Regions from separate parts of the Homo sapiens genome. Here region 2 is linked to region 1. Evidence: read pairs that join two places in POLR2A ChIA-PET (ENCODE). Cell type or tissue: CD4-positive, alpha-beta T cell. All regions are shown on one strand. Each heading gives the region's core, and the rest is flanking DNA. Links, peaks and the distances in the headings are about the cores only.

Evidence for each region. ChIA-PET counts read pairs that join two places held together with the same protein. Peaks named below come from ENCODE experiments on the same cell type or tissue, not always from the same donor. Only the 100,000 strongest peaks of a DNase experiment are listed, where the experiment ranks them.
Region 2: POLR2A ChIA-PET joins it to region 1 with 7 read pairs; 2 of 35 experiments call an interaction of 5 or more read pairs at or near these places.

What each region holds. Positions count from the first base shown.
Region 1 is chr4:154,017,292-154,020,107 of GRCh38, reverse strand. All of the region lies in intron 8 of LOC101927947 (a long non-coding RNA gene), which reads right to left. Among named protein-coding and RNA genes, the nearest start is that of SFRP2, 230 kb to the right of the region's middle. In CD4-positive, alpha-beta T cell, for the core only: no CTCF peak of the experiment used is centred there; a DNase peak (open chromatin) is centred at 1,247.
Region 2 is chr4:153,961,684-153,964,499 of GRCh38, reverse strand. The region is part of intron 7 of LOC101927947 (a long non-coding RNA gene); the gene reads right to left. Among named protein-coding and RNA genes, the nearest start is that of SFRP2, 170 kb to the right of the region's middle. In CD4-positive, alpha-beta T cell, for the core only: no CTCF peak of the experiment used is centred there; no DNase peak of the experiment used is centred there.

The DNA of each region.
Region 1 (2,816 bases), core at 260-2,759:
AAGAAAAAAAAATGTATTTGGGAAATGGCAGGATTAGTTGATGACTTTGCAGTGTAATGTTTGCACACCAAGGGAAAAGAAAAGAAACGCTTATTTATGTGTTGTAATGCACTGCTCTTGCCAAAATAAAATGAATCTCCATGCATGATATGACAGTTAAATAGGGAGTAAGTCTGCAGCAGGAAACCTGCAGCGAATGAGCTCTGTATCAAAGTCACTCCCATAGGTAAGTAAGTGGACACAGTTCTAATGTGCAGAAGAAGTCTCTGGGCTCCACCAGTGGGTTTCTCCATGACTTGTTTCTAGTGGGCTGCCCTGCACATAGTTAAGTGTCGATGGGTTGACAAACAGAGAGCACTGGATTTGAATCCTCTTCATAAAATGATCCTATCTCTTAGGGTGACCGAGATAATTAAACAATATAACATAGTGCCTGCTATATACTGGGAGCTCGACAAAGAGAAACTGCTATTATTATTATTAACTGCCAAGATACCTAACATTGTCTTATTGTAAATCACTTTGAATCCCTTGTGAAAGGAAGCAAACTAGAAAAACATTAGTATATTTCAGGAAGTGAAATTTACTAGCTATTTTTCAAGAACACTTGAAAATCTCTTGATACCCAAAATACTCCCTCACATTCCTGTTCCCTGGGCTACAAATCAGCCCCCCGCTCCAACAATTGATTACAGCTGATGTTCACTCTGACTTAAACTGATTACAATATTAGCAACTGACCTATTGACAATGATCTAGACCGTGATTCTTGTTTCTGCTCAACAAAAATAAGAGACTAATATGTTGTGAAAACATCAGAAAATCTTGTATTGCATGGCCTAAGGCCAAACTAATATTACATTTTAGCTATGCACATTCTCTTTGATCAGTAGATTAACCCCCAAATTAAGTGATTCCTATAGGTGCTAAATTTTAAGTAAGATAATGTAATTTTGTGAAACAGCTGTTTGAATTATGGCACAAATACTGTTTAAGTGTGACTGGTTTTAGAGGCAACATCTGCAAGAATGGGTCATGTGTCCATGTGTGACATTGCCTGGTGAATGCCTGTTCACCTTTGCCAAAACAGCACCCAGCTAGCACTGTAGATAAACACCCCTCACGTCCTCTCTGGAGAGTGTACAGCTTCTGTGGTTGCTATTGCAACCCCCTGCCATGATTTCTGTGCCTCCCCTGCCCAGGCAAGTTAGACCCAACACTTCTCAAAACCCCACAGACCACCAGAGGGTGCCCATCGCCTCCTCTCTGCCATCTGTGTTCGACACCCTGCCTGGAGTTAGGGTGTCCCTCCCCTTTCCCTCCCCTGAGCTAGGGGCCTTCTTCCTCGCTGCTGGGACTGAGAATGACCAAACCTGTCAAGGATGCTTCCTTTTGTTTTACTTATTTTTATTTTGGGAACATTTGACAAACAGTGAAAACAGACTGAGGATAATAGAATTGCAACAAAATTAAATACCTATGATTTGAGGAAATGAATCTGCACTCTGTCTATAATTGCTAAGCAGACAGAGACAAGAATAGCCAGTATGGTCATGTAGAACACAAGTATGGAATAATAATTGAGTTTCCCAAGTGTTTGGTGATATCAAGTTTAACCAAGTTTAATCTTATGAATGTTTTTTGTCACTTTTTTACTTTGAAATGATGTCAAACATACAGAGAGGTTACAAAAATGGTACAAGGTCTACCCAGTATACCCTTTACTCCAGGAGTTATCAGTTGTTTATTTTATCCTATTTTGTCCTATTTCCATTGTCATTTTCTCTCTCTCTCTTCATATATAAATATATATATATAATCTCTCCATATATAAACATACATAGTGATGTGCATGTATACATAACTCTATGTGCATGTATGCACAGCTCTATGTATGTTTACATGTGTATACATGTGCATGTATACATATCTCTATGTATGTTTATATATGTATATAGACATATGTGTGTATATATTATTTTTTGAACCACTTGAGAGCAACTTGTAGTTATCATGTGCCTTTACCCCTTAATACTTTTGTGTGTATATCTTAGAAACCAAGGACATTTCCTTATATAACTGCAACATAATTTTAAAAATCAGGATATTTAATTTTGTTGCAAATCTATTATCAAATCTACAGTCCATTTTCAATGTTTGTCAGAAGTCCCCAAAATATACTGTAGAGCCAATTGTTTTCCAGTCCAGGATTCCATCCAGGAAGACACATTGCATTTGGTGGTCATGCCTCCTTAGTCTCCTTCAATCAGAAACATTTCCTTAGCCTTTGCTTTTGTTGACTTTTTCAATCTGGAAGATTACAGGCCAGTTACTTTATAGATGTTCCTCAATTTGGCCTTGATGGCTGTTTCTTCATGATTAGATTCAGATTATGCATTTTTTTGGCAGAAATGTCACAGAGTGATACCATGCCCTTCATATCAGGAGACACATGCTACCAGTTTGCTTCATTTTGAGTGATAATTGACTTTTATCACTTGGATAAGGTGCTATTTACCAGATTTCTCCACTGTAATTATTTTTCCCTGTGTAATTAATAAGTAATTTGAAAGGAGACACTGAGATCACGAATGCATCTTGTTTCTCATCAAACTTTCACTCACTTGTTTTAGCAACCATTGTTGATTTTCTAAGTCCATCATTCCTTCTATAGTTACGGCATGTTATTCTATTTTATTATTTTTATTATTACAGATTCTATAATTATTATTAGCATTTTATTTTCATTTATGTATATCTGTTTTTTGGCGATTTACATGCTTATTGTGCTTTTCCTTTTCCTATTTTTTGTCCTA
Region 2 (2,816 bases), core at 178-2,677, 56 kb after region 1:
CTGCTATGCAGCCTGCCTCCTCGGCCTCCTGATCCAGGGGTTTTATTGTGTGTGAAAACATAATACAAAAGGTAGTTATTTCACCCACAGATTAAACACAGAAGACGCCTCAATACCAAGCTTGCCAATCCATTGAAAACATTCAACGTTTCAAGTTCCTTTACACCCAGCTTCAGGAATATGTGCATGGCATCTCTTAAGCTTCTCCTCCACTGCGGGCTGCTTTGCTGCAAGACAGTCCACTTGCCTTTGGGTTAGGGGAGAAGGCAGTTTCACTTTGGGAAATATCCTAACAGATAAATTAAATTCAGAGATGAAACCTTTCTTCCCTGACTGCAGAGCACATTAGCAACAGAGTCAAGCCCAGATCTTGTCGCCCCAGGTTTGCTTCCTTGTAAGACTTGCTTCCACTCCAAAAGTCCTCTCGCCCTGCAGAAATCTTGCAAGAGTTCAATGCCAGAGCTTGGTCAACCACTATTATGGAGCTGACAGATTCTTGGCTCTTCCAAGTTTTTTTTTTTCTTTTTTTTTTCAAATGAATAAGTAGGTCTAATTAGGTTTATCATAGGAACAAAAGTTCTTCTGGAAAGTTAATTCTTTAAAATGGTTGAAATGAAAAATAATACTTCTTCCCCACCCTTCAGAGTCCTCTCTGATTTAAGCAGATGAAAACACTAGCATTTCTAAACCCGAGGCTCTATTTGGGATGTGGAATATAAAGTGCCTTTTCTAGCCATTGTGACAGGAAAGGAATGTACAGGTTTCTCAAAAGAAGATTGCAGGACCCATGCTGATCTAATTTATGTATCTTCCTGCCAGGAAAAAAAAGAAAAAAAACCCTCATGGATGTGGCACTTATTCAATGATTATTTGATATTTTAGATATTCAGGGCATATTTGGAAATATTTTTAAATTGAATTTTAAAACTTCTATAAAGAGAAAATACACTCTTTTCAAGTCTTAACTTCTGGACAGCCACACTGGAAAGTACTCCTCACATGCAGAAAGAGATTAATGATTAGAAGACAACACACGGAAATGTGACAATTATTAAGTCCGTGAACCGATTATAATGTTAGTCAAGTATGACTCATGGGATTGTATCTGGCTTTGGGTTTGGGTGTTAGCAATAATCATTTGGAATAGCTCCTTTAGCAAACCAGTCACCTCATTTTGCTCTTTCTTTACCTCAAAGGAGAGGAACAATGAAAGAGGAGCCTTGCCTGGAGTGCATGAGCACACTCAAGCCAATGTGTGATCAATGGAGAGGTGGGGGTGTAGGGCACTAACTGAGGCTCTGGACAAAGGGAAAAAGTCCTTCGTGTCAGAAATCTGCTTTGTGGGAGCTGGGTGGTTTTTAAAGGACTTTGTGCAGAGCTTCTCAAATGTGAATCCACTTAGGAGACACAATATTTTAAAAACTTCTATAACAAAATAAATTATTTATTAATAAGCAAGCATATTAGTGTTTCATCAGTTCTAGGGATGGGTTCTGTTTATCTCAATATCCCACTGCTGTATTAGCTTCCTAGGGCAGTAATTGCCACAAATGTGGTAGCTTAGAACCATAGAAATGTATGCCCTTACAGTTCCAGGGGCCAGAAGTGTGAAGTGAAAGCGTCAGCAGGGTTGGTTCCTTCTGGAGGCTCTGAGGGAGGACCTACTCCCTCCAGCATCTGGTGGCTGCCCATAGTTCTTGGTGCTTCTGAGCTTGTAAATGCATCACTCCAACCTCTGCTTTCTTCTTCTCATGGCCTTCCTCTCTGTGTCTCTCTGTGTCTCTTCCTTTTCTCTTATGAGGACACCCATCAGTGAATTTAGGGCCCTTCCTCATCCAGGATGACTTGATCTCTAGATCCTTGCCTTAATCACAATGGCAAAAACTCTTACTCCAAATAAGGTCACCTTCACAATTCTGGTTTCACATTCTTTTGCGGGGGGTGGGGAATATTTAACCCACTACAGAAGCAATGATGTCAGTCCCTGGAAACTCCTGAGGTTCATCGTCTTGGCTTCATGTCTAAGCTCTCTCCTTTTCTCTTTTCTTTTGTTTCACTTTCTACTTCCCTTCCCCTCTAACACACGCAACACAGAGTTTGTAACTTGATTACTCCTGCTCCATTGCAGTACTTGACAAACTAAAGTAAGATATACACACCAATAAAAATAAACACTTTCACAGACGCTGGTTGAATTTAACTATCTTAATTTCATTTCAATGTGCACAATGTAGAACTAGGTTTAAAGTTCTTAAGCATAAAGTTCTTATGCAATCATAAAACAAAAACAAATCTATGAACTAAACACAATGAAAGTATAAAACCAATAAAATTTTAATTTATTCATTCCAAAAGGTTTTTATTGAGTATCTATTATGTACCGGATACTGTCGAAAGTGCTAGAGGTACAGTGATAAATAAAACAGACAAAAGTAGCTAACCACATGGATTACACTTACACACTTCAGTATATTGATAATTCTGAAAGAACCAGGTAATATTAACATGCCCAAACCAAACACAATTCACAAGGGACTCTATGAAACTAACTGCTACTAACCAACGTCATTTGAGTTCAGCCTATCTATGCCACCGTTTACCACATAATAACCCAATTCTACAACCTTTTGTCTGTATTCCAGTAACTGCAAACATTTCCTCCATATAATGAACTATAATATCATGTGGTACAATCACATCATTTACATATTAAACCCACCCTTTCCTTTTCTCATTAAGCTTCAACATTTTAACAATAGATCACTCGGCCACACCATCCCATTTTCTTGCAAACCAAATCAACAAGTCCATATATC